Regions from separate parts of the Homo sapiens genome. Here all the other regions are linked to region 2. Evidence: chromatin loops called from intact Hi-C (ENCODE). Cell type or tissue: heart right ventricle. All regions are shown on one strand.

Evidence for each region. A loop is a pair of places that touch in the nucleus more often than their neighbours do. Peaks named below come from ENCODE experiments on the same cell type or tissue, not always from the same donor. Only the 100,000 strongest peaks of a DNase experiment are listed, where the experiment ranks them.
Region 1: a loop joins it to region 2, with 8 times the contacts of the local background. A loop is called at or near these places in 16 of 110 quality-filtered maps.
Region 3: a loop joins it to region 2, with 3 times the contacts of the local background. A loop is called at or near these places in 47 of 110 quality-filtered maps.
Region 4: it touches region 2 in a loop (10-fold over the local background); 96 of 110 quality-filtered maps call a loop at or near these places.
Region 5: a loop joins it to region 2, with 3 times the contacts of the local background. A loop is called at or near these places in 49 of 110 quality-filtered maps.

What each region holds. Positions count from the first base shown.
Region 1 is chr15:92,795,456-92,799,455 of GRCh38, reverse strand. It overlaps the pseudogene ASB9P1. Among named protein-coding and RNA genes, the nearest start is that of CHASERR, 85 kb to the left of the region's middle. RefSeq lists an enhancer at 1,506-1,675. In heart right ventricle, a CTCF peak has its summit at 2,128 (motif pointing left); no DNase peak of the experiment used is centred here.
Region 2 is chr15:94,117,665-94,121,664 of GRCh38, reverse strand. No RefSeq gene overlaps it. Among named protein-coding and RNA genes, the nearest start is that of LINC01581, 12 kb to the right of the region's middle. In heart right ventricle, a CTCF peak has its summit at 1,579 (motif pointing right); DNase peaks (open chromatin) are centred at 1,584 and 2,254; H3K27ac peaks cover 2,012 bases.
Region 3 is chr15:94,003,049-94,007,048 of GRCh38, reverse strand. The region is part of intron 2 of LINC01581 (long intergenic non-protein coding RNA 1581); the gene reads left to right. Among named protein-coding and RNA genes, the nearest start is that of LINC01581, 100 kb to the left of the region's middle. In heart right ventricle, no CTCF peak of the experiment used is centred here; a DNase peak (open chromatin) is centred at 2,198; H3K27ac peaks cover 1,334 bases.
Region 4 is chr15:93,028,638-93,032,637 of GRCh38, reverse strand. No RefSeq gene overlaps it. Among named protein-coding and RNA genes, the nearest start is that of RGMA, 59 kb to the left of the region's middle. RefSeq lists enhancers at 143-647, 3,686-4,000. In heart right ventricle, a CTCF peak has its summit at 1,815 (motif pointing left); DNase peaks (open chromatin) are centred at 1,807, 2,947, 3,237 and 3,587; H3K27ac peaks cover 2,668 bases.
Region 5 is chr15:93,995,290-93,999,289 of GRCh38, reverse strand. All of the region lies in intron 3 of LINC01581 (long intergenic non-protein coding RNA 1581), which reads left to right. Among named protein-coding and RNA genes, the nearest start is that of LINC01580, 97 kb to the right of the region's middle. In heart right ventricle, CTCF peaks have their summits at 1,849 and 2,051 (motif pointing left); no DNase peak of the experiment used is centred here.

The DNA of each region.
Region 1 (4,000 bases), 1.3 Mb after region 2:
CTAAAAATACAAAAATTAGCTGGGCGTGGTGAGACACACCTATAATCCCAGCTACTCGGGAGGGTGATGCAGGAGAATCGCTGGAACTGGGATGGCAGAGGTTGCAGTGAGCCAAGATCGTGCCACTGCACTCCAGCCTCGGCGACAGAGCAAGACTCCATCTCAAAAACAAAAACGAAAACAAAAACAAAAGCATTACAAGAGTCTCATCTGAGGCCAGGCGTGGCTTCTCATGCCTGTAATCCCAGCACTTTGGGAGGCTGAGGTGGGTGGATCACTTGAGGTCAGGAGTTCGAGACCAGCCTGACCAACATGTTGAAACCTCATCTATACTAAAAATACAAAATTACCTGGGTGTGTGGGAGACTGAGGCAGGAGAATTGCTTGAACCTGGCAGGCAGAGGTTGTGGTGAGCTGAGATCGTGCTCCTTGGGTATAAATCTCCCCTTGTCTTTGTTGAAGTCAGGGTTGAGTCCAATCTCTCGTCCCCACTGCAAGACCCTGTGGCAGTGGTCCCTACACCTATCACTGTGGCCCCTTTTGGATAAAGTCTGCCTTAGCACCTTTTAACAAATGTCATAAATAATAATTTTTCTTTAACATTCTTTTTTTTTTTTTTTTTTTTGAGACAGGGTCTTGCTCTGTCTCCCAGGCTGGAGTGCAATGGCACGATCTCGGCTCACTGCAACCGCCGCCTCCTAGGCTCAAGTGATTCTTGTGCCTCAGCCTCCCAAGTAGCTTGGACTACAGGCATGCACCACCATGCCCAGCTAATTTTTGTATTTTTATTAATTTATCTATTTATTTATTTATTTTGAGACCAAGTTTTGGTCTTTTTGTCCAGGCTGGAGTCCAGTGGTACAATCTTGGCTCATTGCAACCTCCGCCTCCTGGGTTCAAGTGATTCTCCTGCCTCAGCCTTCCGAGTAGCTGGGATTACAGGCACGCTCCACCAGCCTGGCTAATTTTGTATTTTTAGTAGAGACAGGGTTTTGCCATGTTGGCTGGGCTGGTCTTGAACTCCTGACCTCAAGTGATCCACCCGCCTCAGTCTCCCAAAGTGCTGGGATTACAGGTGTGAGCCACCACACTCGGCCTAATTTTTGTATTTTTAGTAGAGATGGGGTTTCACCATGTTGTCTCAAGCTCCTGACCTCCAGTGATCTGCCTGCCTCGGCCTCCCAAAGTGTTGGGGTTACAGGTGTGAGCCACCGCACCTGGCCTGCCTCTCTCTCTCTCTTTTTTTTTTTTTTGAGACGGAGTCTCACTCTGTCGCACAGACTGGAGTGCAGTGGCACGATCTCGGCTCACTGCAACCTCCGACTCCTGGGTTCAAGCAATTCTCTGCCACAGCTTCCGGAGTAGCTGGGATTACAGGTGCCTGCCACCACGCCCAGCTAATTTTTTTGTATTTTTAGTAGAGACAGGGTTTCACCGTCTTGGCCAGGCTGGTCTTGAACCCCTGACGTCGTGATCCACCTGACTCAGCCTTCCAAAGTGCTGGGATTACAGGCGTAAGCCACCGCGCCAGGCCTTTTTTTTTTTAAGAAAAAAAAAAAAAAAAGACAAAACTTCCCAACTTGAATAAGGCTCCTGAGGCATGCAAGCCCTGGCCTCTGCATGTCCCTCCAGCAGCAGGCCCCAGCCTGCTCCTGAGCCTTTGGCAAGCTCTTCTTGGGGACCCCGTTTCCACCCCTCACCTCTCGTCTATCTGCCTTGGATCTTGGCTCCTTCATCTTTTTCTCATCTGCTTCTCAGGGACACCTTCCTTTCCCCGCATCAGGCTGCTTCTTCCTTATGTACTCTCACAGCACTTACTATGCTGTGGTATCTTACTGGTGTGATTCTTTGTCCGTTTTCCTACCTACCCCTTAAGGTCTGTGTGCGCAGGTACTGTGTCTTCCTTGGCTGAGCCTAGTATCCTAACTGCCTGCTGTGGTGCCTGACACATAGTAGGCATTGAATACATATTTGCTGAATGAAATAATGAGTAAAAGCTAGGTAATAGAAATAATACTTAGGTCTAAGAGGGACCAGTCTTTTTTTTGTAGTTGTTTAGCTACTTCATTTTGTTAAAAAGGACATCTTAATAACTAATTACTTAGTGCCATTACTGCCATCTAGTGGTGACTGATGTTATTATACTGCTGGGTCCATTCTCAATGATGTTACTGTACTGGCAGAGAAGGGAATCAATATATGCAAGATATCTGTTGAGTGTTTGCCTTGTTTCAGGTATTGTACCAGGAAGTTTACAGCAGTACCTGCTGGTTACGCCAGCAAAGGGAGTGTAAGCTGCTTTCCCATGGTCACCATCTAAGGAGGAGACCTGAATTCAACTCCAGGAGACCGTCTCTGTTTTTCTTTTCTTTTTATTTTTTTGAAATACATTTCTTTATTTTCATTCCCATATAGCAGAGATGGAACAAGGATAGTGATGCTGGAAAATCCTGCTTTGATCAAATCATCACATAAGTTAACGTCAGAAAACCTGTATTTGAATCTGACTCCTCTATCCTTGCCCTGGGAAATTGGACAGATTGACCCAGTTGCTGTGAGGGCTGAATTAGATGATGCTGAAAGTGCTTGGCCTGCAGTGGATATGCAAAACAATAGCTGTTATTTTAGACAGTCTCCAAGCAGGGAAAAAAGTCTTCATGCCTTCTAACTAATCATACAAACGTATGCAGTGTGTTTAAACTCTGGCTTCAGAGTTTAACAAATACAAATCTAATCGAAAAAATTAGTCAAACTCTATGAACAAATTTATAACTAATACAAATCTAATCGAAAAAACTAGTCAAACTCTATAAACCTAACTTGATTTTAAAATTCTAGTGGCTACAACACTCAATAATGTTTTCACATTGTTTGTGAATCCATTCCATTGATACATACAAAGATGTAGGAGAAACCATTTCAGATCCTCTGGGAGGACGACTTTGGTTATCTTATGATGCTGCTGGATTCCAAAGCCCTTCTGATTTCTAGGCATAACTGCATCAAAAGAAGGGGGCCCTTCTCTCTCCAAGAAGAGCTGGATCAAAGGGCTCTCTGGAGGCACCAGCTCCACATGACATTTGCCTTCAGCATTCTTGGCCTGGGTGTCTGCTCCAAAATCCATGAGCAGGCAGGCCAGCTCTTCACTGGCTGTCCTGGCCACTGCATGAAGTGGGGAATCCTTCATGAGGGCCTTCATGAAGGCCACTGCATGAAGTGGGGAACCTCTCCCTGGGTTCAGGTCTGCTCCTGACTCCAGAAGCTTCTTGACACAGGCTATCTGCTGGTTTTCACAAGCCAAATACAGTGAAGTGCCCACGTGGCTGATGTTATGGTCATTTTTGCCCCTATAAGCTGTAAGAGAGTCGACACACTCCACGTGGCCTCTCCTAGCAGCTTCATGGACGGGGGATGCCAGATCACTCTCAGGTTGAACGCTGGCTCCATGCTGCAGAAGCATAATCCCAGCTGCTGCTGATACAAACATTAAACAGTGGAGTGTGCCAGTCTGTTGTCACGCCATTCACCTGAGCTCCATGCTTTAATAAAATCTTTACACGAGAGGGATGACCTCTGAGACAGGCTTCATGGAGTGGGGAAACATGATCTGCCATGATGATGTTCACAAGCCACCCGTGGCTGATGAGGTTCCTCAGAGACAGCTGATGTCCGTAGATTGCAGCTTCAGGCATAGGAGACCAATCAGACACAGAATCACCCATCAATGGGTTTGAAAGAAGCCTGGTGTCAGGAGAGTCTCTTGGCCCCGTGGGCTTGCTCCCATCCATGCCCCCTTGTTTGCCATCCATGCTGCCCTCTCCTAAGCGAGCAAGCTCTGCGCTCCACTTCAGTTGCTCAGCAAAGTCCAAACTCCATGCTCCCCCTGCTCCTGAAAAATTCCAGTTCTGTGGCTGGCTGAGCTGCACACGTCCTAGTCAAATGGTCTAACTGGCTGGAGGCCCGCCAGAGGCCGCCTGTTTTTTTTTTTTTTTTTTTTTTT
Region 2 (4,000 bases):
ATTTGTAAAACACACACACACATACACACAATATCTGCAAAGCAAAATAAAGCGATGTCCAATAGTCCAAACACAAACATTATTGTGTTTACTTATTGTAAACACAAGTTGGATATTGTCTCTCTCTGTGCAAATGCCCTGTGGCTCCTTTACATGATGAAATGTCCACTTTTTGGCAAGGTCTACAAGCCTATGGATGTGGTTCCTTGCTCCTTTGGGTCGTTTCCATTATTGTTTGCCAAAAACATAGTAGTCCTTATAGATTCTCAGAAATGGCATGCTCCTGCATGCCTTGGTACCATGTTGCATTTATTTTCTTTACTTAGAATGATATTTGCCTTCCACTCCCACATGTCTGCCTTGCAAGTACCTGGATCTTTCTTTATACACAGTTGACTCTTGAACGATGCAGGGGTTTAGAGGCACCAAACCCCTTGCAGTTGAAAATCTGCATATAATTTTTGATTCCTCAAAAATGTAAATACTAATAGTCTACTGTTGACCAAAAGCCTTACCAATAACATACAGTTGATTAACAAATATTTTGTGTATGTGTTACATACTGTATTCTTACAATGAAGTATGTTAGAGAAAAAAATGTTATTAAGACAATCATAAGGAAGAGAAAATATATTTGCTGTTCATTAAGTGGAAGTGGATGTAGATCATTATAAAAATTATCCTCTTCATTTTCATATTGAGTAGGCTGAGGAGAAGGAAGAAGAGGAGGGGTTGGTTTTATTGTCTCAGGAGTGGCAGAGGTGAAAAAAAAATCCACCGATAAGTGGATCCATGTAATTCAAACCCGTGTTGTCAAGGGTCAACAGTACGTTCCTTGAAAGCCACTGTGTTCTCACTGGAGAAAACTTGTGGGGATCCCTCTTCTGCTACCCTTTGGACGCTCTCGCATAATCTAAATTGCCTTTCTTACTTTAATTGCATGCTTGTATCTCCTCATTTAAGAGTGCACATCTTGAAGCAATGAGGGCTCTTTAATTTGAAATCAAAACTAACTCAGCACACTGCACCTAAACACTCAGCAAATTTTGAACACACAGATGAATGTAATCTAGTGCCACTAGCTGGCATGTTACCCAGGTTCATGAATCAGAGTGCTCACCAAGTCACCAAATGGGTTCTTAAAAATACAGATATTGGAGATCAGCCCAAGACACACTTAATCAGAGTTTCTGAGCTGGAATCCAAGACATGGGTTTCTGACAAGCACCTCCGTTGATTCTGAAGCAGCCAGCAAAAAACAGTCGAGAATCATTAATCCAAACCATTTCAGATGCATGATTGCGTTCTCTTATTCTCGAAGATAACTGGTTCTCAACTCTCTTGGGTACAAATCTGCATTTGTTTGTAGCACCAAGATTCTATGGCGTCATAGACATTGAACTGGTAATGTTGCAGCTATCCACAGATAATTAGCCACTGTTAGTGTCACTTGTGAACCGTTTGGTGGCTATTTCCATAGTCAAGTTAAGTTCCGGGCCTTTGAGCTCTTTAGTACACGTCATGCTGTCTTAGAATAGCCCACAAGATGGCAACATGATTTCATGAAATGGTGCTGGGGCTATTTCATGGACTTAGCCACAAGGTGACAGCATTGCACGGTGTTCTGAGTTGACTAGAAGGCTCCAAAAACTACTTAGACTGTTTTTCTAATTGAAAAAGCCTTATAACCCAACTTGATTTAAAAGCAAGCTTTACTTTCTCAGAATTTTCTAAAGGTGACTGTTTAAAAGATCACATCCACTATGGGATTTGTGTTGTTTCAGGTAAAACAGTATATCTCTTGACAGGTTAGTACCTGAAATGTGAGCAGAAATGTTTTTATAGGTTTGCTTTCTCATAAAATGAAAAATTTCCACGAATAGGATGACACAATCCATCTTTGTCAATGGTTAATGACTTCAGATGAGGGCTAGATGCAGGCTTTGAAAGGTTTGTAAGGTTTGTAACGATTTGTAAGGCACAAATCCATTCCCCTAGGGTGCAGTCCTTCAGGGGACCAAGGACACCAGGAGCTGGAGGCCTCCTGTAAAGCAGCCAGCAGCACTTGCCCGGGGCTCTGACCATTCCCAGGCAAGACTATGGGTCAGCCCTACCAGAGTCTCCAGATTTTTAAGAAGACTGGATATTTTCTTGTGGAGTTTCCCAAATCTCCAATATTGGCAACTAACACCAGTAATTTACAGCAGGACAAACAAAATACAACTGTGAGCCAAATTCAACCTCGGCCTGCCAGCTAGCAGCTTCTGTGTTCCTGGAAGAGTTAGGAAGACCAGAAGTTGGGCTGGAGGGGGTCAGAAGGGGATGACTGGGGGCCGGGACGGCAACAGTTTGCCTTTGGTTTTCTCCCGGGAAAAGAACGTTTAAATAATCTCTCAAACACTCATCAACGTATCAACGTAAGAGAACACAGATTTCGATGAAAGTATTGTTTTATTCAAAGGAGTCTGCAAAAGAAGTATCCACTATTTGAATTTTTAAATAGTATTAAAACATCTCCTTAGATTATTTTTCTTGGCTTTACTGGTGGGGGAATCATGCTTCTACTTGTGCCATAGGAATATTTTCATAAGTAATAATTGCCTTAATATTTCTATGTGACTCATTTAATTTTTTGTCTATATTGGAAATTTGTCATTTTTCCTGATTATGAAAGTAATACACATCCCTTGGGGACAGGAAGTGGGGGGACCTCAAAGAATATATAAACACTTTATAAACAATAAAAAGTAATTAATATTCCCTTGCAATGCTCCCCCTCTCTCTCATCATGGTAAAAACTTTGTGTGTGATTTTTCAGACTTTTTTCTGTGTATATAAAAACACATCAATATGAGATAAATATGCAAATCTAAGTTTTCATGGTTTTGGGGTTTTGTTACAAAGACATATAATACTGGTTTTTAATTTATCTTTTCACAAAATAGTATCATTGATGAATTGATTGATGTATTGATTTGATTCTTCTTGGAAATCATTATCCACAATAGACAGAACAGATCTGTGTTCACATTGGAGCCCCACCATTTACCGGTAGTATTAGATGAAATCCTCACCTAGTTTGTACCTTTAATGTAAATATTTCTGGTATTTCACAATTAAGCATAAGGCTGGCTTTGGTTTAATATGTATAATATTTTTAACATGTTGAGCAAGTGTTCACCTATCTATTGAAATAAAATGATTAATTTTTTAATTTTAAACAAAACTTTATTTTTTTATGCTTAAAGTGATTGTTATTGTTTTTTTTTCTTTTTTTATTATTATTATAGTTTAAGTTTTAGGGTACATGTGCACAATGTGCAGGTTAGTTACATAGGTATACATGTGCCATGCTGGTGCGCTGCACCCACTAACTCGTCATCTAGCATTAGGTATATCTCCAATGCTATCCCTCCCCCCTCCCCCCACCCCACCACAGTCCCCAGAGTGTGATGTTCCCCTTCCTGTGTCCATGTGATCTCATTGTTCAATTCCCACCTATGAGTGAGAATATGCGGTGTTTGGTTTTTTGTTCTTGCGAGAGTTTGCTGAGAATGATGATTTCCAATTTCATCCATGTCCCTGCAAAGGACATGAACTCATCATTTTTTATGGCTGCATAGTAAAATGATTAATTTGATTTTAAATTGTGCATGGCCATCAACTCATTAAATGCCATCTTGATGTCTGTTGAGATATTTATGACTTTTTCTTGAACTTTCAATATGGTGAGTTCTTTTAATAGATTTCCTATTGAGAATCTATTCTTGCATCTTGGTACAAACTTTTCTTCACTGTAGCATATTTTTCTTATAATGCTCTGCTCAATTCTTTGATAGGATGTGAGACTGTACCAAGTTTTATTTCTTCAGTTTTTATGCAGACCTTCTATGATTTGGTATGATTATTATGCTGGCCTTACAAATATGATTTTGGATGTTTTTCTTTTGCAATGAAACATTTAAAATGGCATCAGCATAACCTTTTCTTTAATAATGTG
Region 3 (4,000 bases), 110 kb after region 2:
TTTACCTACATAGTGGAAATACTATGTAATATGAGATACTCTGTCTCTCTTCCCAAGTCTACTTTCAGTGACATCAGACTGGCAGCCTAAAATCCACCATGGTGAGAATACTTACACGATGAAAATTGAAAAAAGCTACAAACACAACCTTGGTCTATTATTTTGCTGCTTGTCTCGACTTAAGAAAATGACTATGGAGCAACTATTTATAATGTAAAATAAACTTAAAATATGTCAAGTCTGTAGCCGTTACATGGTGAATTGCATAGGAAATTAACGAGATTATATTTTGTAGTATCGGAAAACTATTATCTGACTCAAAAAAAAATGAGTAAGAATTTTGACATACATCTTGATTAATTCGCTTCCCTTTGATTAACTCAAGTAAAAGAACACATCAATATTCATGTTGAAACTTCACTTGGTTAATCAATTGCAGTTTTAGGTTGGCTATAGATACAGGAAGTCAGACAAAATCAACAATAGCATTCTGTGAGAAACAGCTAGTGATATGGAATTTATAATAAAGAGTACTGTATATTTTATTATTATTTATCAGCTGTTTGCCACATATCCTTTATATGGATAAATTTATAATAAACATGTGGTGTCCGGAGTTGGTTCCTTCCTGTGGGTTCGTGGTATCCCTGACTTCAAGAATGAAGCTGCGGACCTTCACGGTGAGTGTTACAGCTCTTAAAGGTGGCACTACCCAAAGGGTGAGCAGCAGCAAGATTTATTGTGAAGAGTGAAAGAACAAAGCTTCCACAGCATGGAATGGGACCCAGCGGGCCACTGCTGGCTAGGGTGGCCAGCTTTTATTAACTTACTTGTCCCCGTCCATGTCCTGTTTCTGTCCTATCAGACTGCCCTTTTCTCAATCCTCCCTGTGATTGGTTACCTTTAGAATCCTGCTGATTGGTCCATCTTACAGAATGCTGATTGGTCCATTTTACAGAGCGCTGATTGGTGCATTTTACAAACCTCTTGCTAGCTACAGAGCGCCAATTGGTGCGTTTTTACAGAGCACTGATTGGTGCATTTTACAAACCTCTTGTAAGACAGAAAAGTTCTCCAAGTCCCCACTCCACCCAGGAGGTCCAGCTGGCTTCACCTCTCAATGTGTTTATACTTTTATCTGCATTTTTCCCCAGAGAGCTGGTCATTAAACATTTATCAGCACATCATTGAGTGGAATCCAGACAACAATTTAACAGCAGAAAATGGTAGGGTGTAGTTGGGAAACTTAGTGGTGGGACTGTAAGAATGGAACCTAAAATCATAATTGATTTTACCTTCAGATTGGACAGCAGATAGTCCACTTAATAAAGCAAATGTCAGACTTTCTATGTGCTTGATGACAACAATGTAATAAAAGTCAGTGAATGTGGCTGAGCATGTTGGCTCATGCCTGTAATCCTAGCACTTTGGGAGGCTGAGGCAGGTGGATCACTTGAGCCCAGAAGTTCGAAACCAGCCTGGCCAACATGGTGAAACCCTGTGTCTACTAAAAATACAAAAAAATTAGCCAGGTGTGGTGGTGGGTGCCTGTAATCCCAGCTACTTGGGAGGCTGAGGCAGGAGAATTGCTTGAATCCAGGAGGTGGTGGTTGCAGTAAGCTGAGATTGCGCTACTGCACTCCAGCCTTGGCGACAAGAGAGATTCTGCCTCAAAAATTTGAAAAAAAAAAAAAAAAAGGCTTATACCCTAAGAAATTTATGTGTGCAGTATTTGTGATATATCAGTTTGCAAATGTGATATGTGATGGAGATAACAAGAGGGAGTGTCCCTCTTTCTACCCCATGCACTCACTCACCTTCACCTTTTTGGGAATAAACTGAAAACACAAAGCATTGTTACTCATATGTAAACCATGTAGGGAGTATCTCTGAGGTTCTGGACCAGCACACACTCTTCAGGATTAGAGTCCAGAACTCTGAAGATGAAGGCACTATGCCCCAGAGCATAAGAATGTTGAGTCACGGCATTTCTTACAGGGGATTTAGCTACTATCAGCCTGAATGCCTCTCCAAGGTGACTCCAGAAATCCAAGGTTCTAGCGCACAGGCCCTGTCTTCCTCAGGAATGCTATTCAAATAAATCCCCCGCCCTCCTCTCAGGCCAAGTTCTGTCTTGTTGCGAACCAAGGAGGAGCAAACAGCCCAGCTGCCTTCCACTCTGAGCAAACTGTGTTTCAGTGAAAACAGCAATTACACAAGAGTTAAAGATGAGGGAACTTCTTGGCCGGGCGCAGTGGCTCACGCCTGTAATATCAACACTTTGGGAGGCCAAGGCTGGTGGATCACTTCAGGTCAGGCGTTTGAGATCAGCCTGGCCAACGTGGTGAAACCCCATCTCTACTAAAAGTACAAAAATTAGCTGGGTGTGATGGTGTGCACCTGTAATCCCAACTACTCAGGAGGCTGAGGAAGGAGAACTGTTTGAACCCGGGAGGTGGAGGTTGCAGTGAGCCGAGATCGTGCTACTACACTCCAGCCTGGACAATGGAGTGAAACTTGGTCTCAAAAGAAAAAAAAAAAAGAATGGGGAAACTTCTTATAAGACTGATTCAGGAAGCGGTCTGGGTCAAATGATAACCACAGTTAGTCTCCCTCTCACACACATGAAAGTCTGCAGAAACATAGAAACAACATCCCCTTGTTTAAACTAACTCCAAATAAGGTGATCCAAATCTGGTACCCAAACTCATCGTGCAGGTGTAATAAACAGCACTTCCAGATCAGAATGAGCCTTAAAGTATCATCTGTCCTCTATGATGGCACGATGTACCTTCTATGTCCATTTCTGGAGCCTTGCTGTTGATAGCTATCAACAACAATGTTTGGAGCAGTCTGAAGAACTTTAGAAAGGCAACCAAAAGGCTATTTGGGAATAGCTTTTGAATACAAACTCTATCCATCTATCAATCTATGCCCCCATCTCATAGAGCTAATCTGATTGAAGTCTTTTTACTAGGGAGCCAGGCAGACATGATTTTTTACAAGCTGAATCGCCTGGGGTTTAAAGGTGCCTGCAAGAAGTTTGTTTGTGAACAACTGGGTCTGTATGCAGCATTGTGTGAAGGGGAGGGGGCAGCAGAAGGAGAATGGAGAATGCTGCATGGTCTATGCTTTCTGTTCAAATATGCAGCACCTGGGACATGCAACAATCATTCAACAATAAGTGTATTTATTTTGTGTGTACTTTATGTCAGGCACTATTCTAGGCACCTGAGATGTATTGAAGAACTGTTTCTGAAGAGCTTATGCTCTAGTGACATGATATTTCATATAAAAATTACATATGCATATATTTATATATATAAATCTAGAACATATATAATGAGAATATATAACTACTATATATACTATAGCATACAACTATTATATTCTATATACTACATATAGAATATTATATACTATATATACTACTATATTCTATATAGAGAACATTATATACTATATATACTACTATATTCTATATAGAGAACATTATATACTATATATACTACTATATTCTATATATAGAATACTATATACTATACATACACAACTATATTCTATATATTATATAGGATATATAATTATATATAATATATAATGAGAATATATTAGATATATATTATAGATCTATATATAGTATACATATACAATATATATTCTCATATATATATTTAATATATAATACATTATATTATATAAATATATACATTATATCATATATAGAGTGTATGTTAATAATATAATATATGCTAATATATTATATATTAGTATATATAGTATATAGTATTCTATATATAGAAAATAGTAGTATATATAGCATATAATATTCTATATATAGAATATAGTAGTATATATAGTATATAATATTCTATATATAGTATATAGAATATAGTAGGTATATGTTATAGTATATATAGTAGTCATATATTCTCATTATATATGTTCTAGGTTTGTATATACAAATATATACATATATATTTTTATATATCAAATACCA
Region 4 (4,000 bases), 1.1 Mb after region 2:
CATCCTGCTGATTGGTAGAGCCGAGTGGCCTGTTTTGTCAGGGCGCTGATTGGTGCGTTTACAATCCCTGAGCTAGATACAAAGGTTCTCCACGTCCCCATCAGATTAGTTAGATACAGAGTGTCGACTGGTGCACTCACAAACCTTGAGCTAAACACAGGGTGCTGATTGGCGTATTTACAATCCCTGAGCTAGACATAAAGACTCTCCACATCCCCACCAGAGCAGCTAGATACAGAGTGTCGATTGGTGCACTCACAAACCCTGAGCTAGACACAGGGTGCTGATTGGTGTTTTTACAATCCCTGAGCTAGGTATAAAGACTCTCCACGTCCCCACCAGACTCAGGAGCCCAGCTGGCTTCACCTAGTGGATCCCGCACCGGGGCTGCAGGTGGAGCTGCCTGCCAGTCCCGCGCGGTGCGCTCGCATTCCTCAGCCCTCGGGTGGTCAGTGGGACTGGGCGTCGTGGAGCAGAGGGTGGTGCTCGTCGGGGAGGCTCGGGCCGCACAGGAGCCCATGGAGTGGGTGGGAGGCTCAGGCATGGTGGGCTGCAGGTCCCGAGCCTTGCCCCACGGGAAGGCAGCTAAGGCCCGGCGAGAAATCGAGCGCAGCGCCGGTGGGCCGGCACGGCTGGGGGACCGAGTACACCCTCCGCAGCCACTGGCCTGGGTGCTAAGTCCCTCATTGCCCGGGGCCAGCAGAGCTGGCTGGCTGCTCCGAGTGCGGGGCCCGCCAAGCCCACGCCCACCCGGAACTCCAGCTGGCCTGCAAGTGCCGCACGCAGCCCAGGTTCCCGCTTGCGCCTCTCCCTCCACACCTCCCTGCAAGCTGAGGGAGTGGGCTCCAGCCTTGGCCAGCCCAGAAAGGGGCTCCCACAGTGCAGGGGGTGCTGAAGGGCTCCTCAAATGCCGCCAAAGTGAGAGCCCAGGCAGGGGAGGTGCTGAGAGCAAGCGAGGGCTCTGAGGGCTGCCAGCACGCTGTCACCTCTCACCTGCACCTGTGGAGGCAGGAAGCGGAGCTAGAGAGGAACAGAACCTGGGTTTTCCGAGGGAGCCTCGTTCAGGTGGGGGCGCCAGGGGCTCTGACGGCATCTGTGGGATGCCTGGGGAAGACACCAGCAGGCATGGAGATGGGAACAGCAGAGCCAGAGATGGCCGGAATTGATTCTTGAAGACCACCAGGTGCTCAGCGGGCAGATGGAGGTGATGGAGGAGGAAGAAAGGGACCATGCCCTAGAGGCGGAGCTGGCCTCCTCCACCTGAGGCCGAGAGCAGCTGGGGCTGGTTGCAGTGAGGGGACTCAAGAAGGTTCGAGTGGCCAGCAGGGGCAGGTCACAGAGGGCCCCAGACCCAAACCAGGGCGCTTGGACATTAAGGTGAAGGTCACCGAGAACAGCCGGTGATGCCAGGGGGGCCTTGTGGCTCAGAAGGGTCCCTACAGTTGCCCCTCCCAGGTGGGAGGAAGGAGAGGCTGGACTGCAGAGCAGGACCCCCTGTGCGTCCCCGCACAAGGGCTGGAAGTAGGGATGAAGGAGGCTGGGGACGGGGCAGCCTGTCCCCTCGCGTCCCCTGCTCTTGGAGGGCAGTGAGGCTGCCTCTCCCTGCAGCCTCTGCCCCTCTCTTCCCCGTCCGTCTCCCTTCCTGCGGAAGCCACGTGGCTCCACATCTCCTGGGGTGTGGGGGGCTTTGTTGTGGGCTCCAAGGGGGAGAGACCCACCCGGGCAAGGGAAGAGCCCGGAACCTTCCCTGGGTTGGGTTTAGGTGTTGGGTGCCGGGCAGGCTGTTTGTGGAAATCTGCTGCCCTCTGCAGGATGGTTCTAGAACCACATTCGCTCAGGGGCCCTCAGTCTAGGCTTCAGAGAGTGGGAGCTGATCCCAAACACCGCACAGGCCCCAGTGCCACCCTTTGATCATGACAGCTGCCGAGCCCACCTGACATGCACCTCAGGGACCTCACTTGTCCCTGCCCAGCCTGGTGAGAAGCTGTCAGTATCTATTTGTAGTTAAGGCTTGGAGATAGAGAATGTGCTCCACAACACCAGCTGGTAAGAGACAGAGCCAATGTTCAAATCCAGTCTGTCCAGCCATGCCCGGCACCCACCCGCTGGCCCACGTGCCTTCCTGACCGCCCATCCTCATCGCCAGGGCTTGGCCGTCTGAGTAGGGGTTGAAGTTTGCCCAGATCCAGGATTTTCACGACCCTGTCCCTCTACCTCTGGCTGTTTTCTCCCTGGCACTCATGTGACGTTTGTCCTCTTACTGTTTGCTTCTCTAGGGCCCGCCCCCAACCCCTACCCCAGCTAGAATACCAACTCCAAGGGGCCAGGGCCCTTATCCTCCTGGTTCACTGCGCGGGTCCAGCTCCTGGAGCAGGACCAGCCCACAGGAGGGGCTGGAGACCTGGTTCAAGGAAAACGTCCTCTCCCATAACTGTCTGGTTCCAGCAGTGTCTCCCCCATGAGACTATGAGCTCCTGGGGGTTCTAGTCCCTGCTGGGCCTTCCTGCTGGGGTTTAGTCTCCCCGCACAGCAAGCTGCGGCTTTCCAGAAGCCCTGGCCAATGGGGCTCCAAGAGGGCAGCTCGCTTGTCTTGCAGTCTCTGGAGTGGGAGGTGCTGGGCCCGGTGCTCACCGGGCCTGCCCTCCAGGCCGGGCAAGCTCTGTCCTTAGTCTGCCTCAACCCATCCAGCTGCCCTCTGACTCAACCCTCTCCACCCATTCCCCAGCCAAGGACTTTGAATGCTGTCTCTTCCAGGTCGCCCTTAGGGTTACAAACCTTTTCCTTTTCCACTGTGCACACTCTCACTTAAAAACCGCATGAACCCAAGAAGCGGCCTCCTTCCTTTGCAGGTGAAGATGCAAGGTGATCACCCAGCTGAACATGGGGAGGGACCACATGGGGGCAATGCGCTGACTCGGGAGGCCCCTTTACAGCCCCCCAACGCCCCGAGGGCCACCACAGTGCCTGTGGTTAACGGGGCCCGTGTTTTAGCAACAATTCCTTCTTAGGTCACTAAAGAAATTAAGAGGAAGCTCACGTGTGATGTTCCGGAAGTGGATATTGTTCTGCCCATCTTCGAGGTAAGAAGCCTTTAGGCCATGGACTGGTCCATGTTCCCACACAAAGCCAGACAGCAGGAGGCTCAGCGCAAAACCAGGTGGCCTGAGCACACTGTCATCCACCACATCACACGCCAGCAGAACTGACCAGAACACCCCCAAGACGTCAAGCCTGGGGGAGGGGCCCACCGGCAGCAGCGGGAACAGCTCCTCAATTAGTGCCCAGGTTTCTGCAGGATGGAACTTTCACTGAATCCAGCTGCACCTTCTCCTCCCCACCCGCTCACTGATCAGAACAGATTTGAGGTGGGCTGGGAGACCAAATGGGTCCCATGAGATATGACAGAAAGGACTGGTGCAGGGGGCTTCAGTTAAGGCAACGCCTCACATCAGAGCTGGTCCTGCGCCTTTAAAAGCCACAGGTTGGAATCTGGAGCCGACTCTGGTCTGGCAAACTGCAGGGACTTGGGTTTCAATAAGTGACCTTTCTGTTGGCGCTGACTGAGGAGGGCTTGCCGTGATGCCAGGCGTGCGAGGCCCTGCCAGGGAGGAGGGAGGAGGCAGGGGCCCTGGGCCGGCCGCTTCCAGTAAAAGGCAGGCGTTTTGGCAGCTGGCAGTTTCGAAGCCTTGTTGCTATTGTAAGTCATAATAAGCTGATTATTGCAGTACTTGTTCTTAAAGTTTCCCCAAATTGTTCCAGCTGAGTCATGAGTTACAACACGATTGTGAGTCGTTTCTTGATGGGCACCAAGAGCCCTCAGCTTTTCTTCGTCTTTCTCAAGAACTACGTGAACTAAAAATCCCAGCCTCCCGCTCCAGCGCGGGCCAGGGCTGGCAAGGGCCCCTGCGTCCAAGTCCCCTGGGCTGACGGAGCGGAGTCACAGCAGTTGACAGCTCAGCTCTCAGTAGACACATGGCTTATTTGGTATCAAGATTTAAGA
Region 5 (4,000 bases), 120 kb after region 2:
CCACATCAAATGCTCTAAACGACTCCTGACTGCTTTCTGAAATAAACCCAAATATCGTATCTGGGTATCCCAGGCCTGAATGCTTTCATCCCATTTAGCTGTCGCATGATGTCCCTCTCAGTTCTCCCCTTCACGCATTCTCCCATCTAGCTGAACTGGAGTATTGCTGTGCTCTGAACATGTTCCACGCAGTTTTCATTTTAAAATTCGCCCTGATTATTCCTTCTCCAGGATGCTTCTGCTCATCTACTAGTCCCATGTCTTTACTATCTACTCCACCTTTAATATTTCTTCAGAGTTTTAATTCAAAAGAGACAAGAAGCCTTCCTCCAGTGCATTTCCACTACATATTATTTAGTCTTTGGACATGATAGGCATTTGTTTCCTTGTATCATCCCTGTGGTTAGTCAGTTCAGCCGCTTGTGAGCAAGGGCTATGACTTGTTTCTCCATAAATCTCCTGCAGTTACCGGGTGCCTCGAGTAGAACAGTTGCTCTAAAATAGCTGTTGGGTGCCATGAAGATAGGAAAGGCTAGAAGGGGAATTCGGTAGGCTAGTGAGTGTTAAAAACATGCTTTAATACTTGAAAAGATGTAAAAATGACTTTCATGCTCAGTGGAAACTCAAGTCATGTTAGATACTCCAAGTTACATGATACATTTTATACTTTTAGAAATCTCAGAATCTAGGAAGTGACAATGGGTTTTTCACAGATAAGTTAACTCTATGAGGGCTACTTTTTATTCCAAGTGGCTGTTTTTTAAGGGCCAGTACCGTCATAAGGCTTTGCTTGATCATCCTGTACAGTGATGAGGCTGTTTGGAAATTACACTCCTCCCCTTCCAGTAACTAGCGTTCCTCACCTTATGTGAATTCTTGGTTTTTCTAAGAGAGAGAAAAAAAATCCCTTTAAATTTCATTGATACTCCTTTCTTTATTTCTCAAGCTCCTATTTCTTGGAAACCTATAACACCTTCACAACTGGCATGCTCCAAGTTGAATGGGTCTGTGAGGAAAAGTAACTTCCACTATTGATAAGGTTGCTGCCCCAATCCCCAGACCCCAAAAGGATAAGGAAGACAAGACACCTGAAAGATTTATGACATTGTTTTTGGTTTTCATATTTTTACACTAATTTTGAAGAAGCATAAAAACTAGCATTTTACTGGTAACTCAATTTCTACCAATGAGTGGAGTTGGATTTAAGGTAGTGAATTGAATAAGAATTTTGGGTAATAAATTCATCGATTTTGTGCCTATACAATTATTTTAATACTGATACTAAGTCAAGATATTCAACTGCTCAAAAACCTTCCGTGGGTCCCCGCTGTCCCTAACATTTAGCCCACGCATGACCTGCTAGCCCCTTTTATAGTCAAGCTATACCTTGACTTGAAAAGTATACCTTTACATTCTTACTTCTAAATAAAATAATGTAGGCATGTGATGCCAGGCTATAACATTTAGTTTAATCCAGGAAGCAGTTGGAACCATTTACCACATTTAACATGGGGAGTAGCTGAGTCAGATCCATGCCCTAGGGATAAAGGAGTAGAGTAGTAAACAGGAGCCCTCCATGAGAGGGAGATGGGCACATTCACAGCATCACTCCTTGCATCCTTTAAAGGTTCCACTAGTCCGGATGCTGATTCTGGTACTCTAAACCCTATTCAATGCCCGTATTTATGCATGAAACATTCCCAGGTTATTTCACCTTAAAGGGACAAATAATTTCCTTTTTAGGCATTCTATAGCACAAATCGTCTGAGAGATCGTAGAAGCATTCAATTTGTGATTGCTTTGCTATATATCGTCTTACATGATCATTTAATGGGTTTTTAATGTATATTATTTGTTTCTTTGATTAGATTATAAATTCCTTGAGACCTGTGATTATATTGTACACATCTTTAGAACCAAGGGACAAGTTTACATAATGTATTTACTGTAGATATGCTATCAACATTTGGCAAATATTGTTAATGCATAATGAAGTTTACTTTGGGAAACGTGATTGCTCTGTTACCTCTGGCTCCCTCTAGTGATGCCCAAAATATGACATCTAGCTGCACATTTCTGTTTCATCCCATTTGTTGGAATTTTATGACTATCAGATGTGATGCAGAGAACAAATTCAGCTACAAGCAAAACAAAAATTATAATTATGATATATAACAATATTATATATTAAATGATTATGTGAGACAGTGATCATGTAAGACCATGATATATAGCAAAGCGATAGCAAATTGAACACTTCTATGATTGCACAGAAAATTTGTGCTATAGAATATCTGAAAAGGGAATAATTTGTCCCTTTAAGGTGAAAGGGACAATAAATTATTGTTGTGTTATATTTTGCTTGATTAATAATATCATAATTATTACAGCCAAAGCGCATCAATCTCCTATTTTATGCCAAGGGCTGCTGAAGACAATGATACGTATTTTCTCACCTAAACTGCATGAGAATCATGTGAGATAGCTATTATTGTCTTCCAGCATTTACAGGTGAGGAGACCAAGACACAGCAATGTCTAGGGACTTGCCTAAGGACACACAGTGGGATTTCCCTCATTCTAGTGTGGACAGATTGGAGCATGTGAATGGATACCTTGAAACTCTGGAATAATTAGGCTGCTGGTTGGTGTGCTTTACCCCTAAATCTTACTCAAGAATGGATGGTTCTGACAAACACATGTGCACAGCAGGCAGTACTTAGTTTATTTTGAAAAGAACTGAACAACCGCATATGGCAATGGAAATAAAGGAAGCTTGTTCAAATGGCCAGTCTACGCTCAAATTTCTAAATGAGGTAACTATTTCAGAATAAGCCTTATTTTGTATTGTTTTGCCTATGAATTGACCTAATTAAAAATTAAATAATTTGCATGGTAATAACACATGTACCTTCTCATCTGTTAGTATCACAACTCAAATGGAATTAAAATTTAAAATGTCATATAAAGTGGGAAAATAGTAACTCATGTTAACATTCGTATTGATCTCTTATTGTATGAGAGAGAGAATCATATCACTAAATAAAGAACAAAGTGCATAAACTCAAAAGAAAAGTCTCTTTCACATTCTATGTTACCTACTTGCAGGGAGGTAAATAATGTAGGTAGGTCTTACCTGAATGATGGTAGATTATCAATACAAATCTATATTTCCATACAAATATACATTTTTCAATACAAATCTATATTTCAACACAAATATATATTTTTAAGTATAAATTATACATTCTTCCTTGCTAGACAGCACTAATATTTTTTGAAAAACAAAACAAAAAAAATCTCTCTGTCTCTCTTTTCCTGAGCATACATTATTATTAACAAGAGGCATCTGGTTCCCATTAATATTGAGAGAAGAAATCTATCTTAGGAATTATGGTTTAAGTTGAATTGTAGGGCAGGAGAATTAGCCATCCGTCCTGCTTCACATGCATTTGTAGTCATGCTAATCACCAGCAGGAATCAAGTCAGTCTCTCTCTCAAAATGAATTAAATAATGTAAAATCTCTTTCACTGTATTTAGGGCAAGTGAGCCATATGTGCATGTGAGATCGAGAGCATGAATGTGTGTGGTGTGTGTGTGTGTGTGTGTGTGTGTGTGTGTCTGTGTGTGTATGAGGAGACGGGGAAAGGAGGAGAGCAAGAGAGGAAAGTCCTTGGAAATAAGCCATCATGTTGCTGTTCATAGCAAATACTCCATCTACTACAAGAAAAACATCAGGTCTTACAACTTCTCCATGGGTTTATGAGTACTACTTTTAGGGATTATCCAGGTACTTGGAAAGGTAGTCAAAAAATAAATGATTTCTCATTAAAAAAAAAAATAAAATGGAATTTGCAGAGCCAAATGAGAAGTCTCCAGGAGTAAACAATGGCCTGTAGCAGCCAAAAGATGTAATGTGAGTGAAAAGCAGGGTTGCTTAGTGCCCGGAACCCTTAAGTCTAAGCAGATAGAATTAGATTTGCAGCCTCTGCCTGCCAAT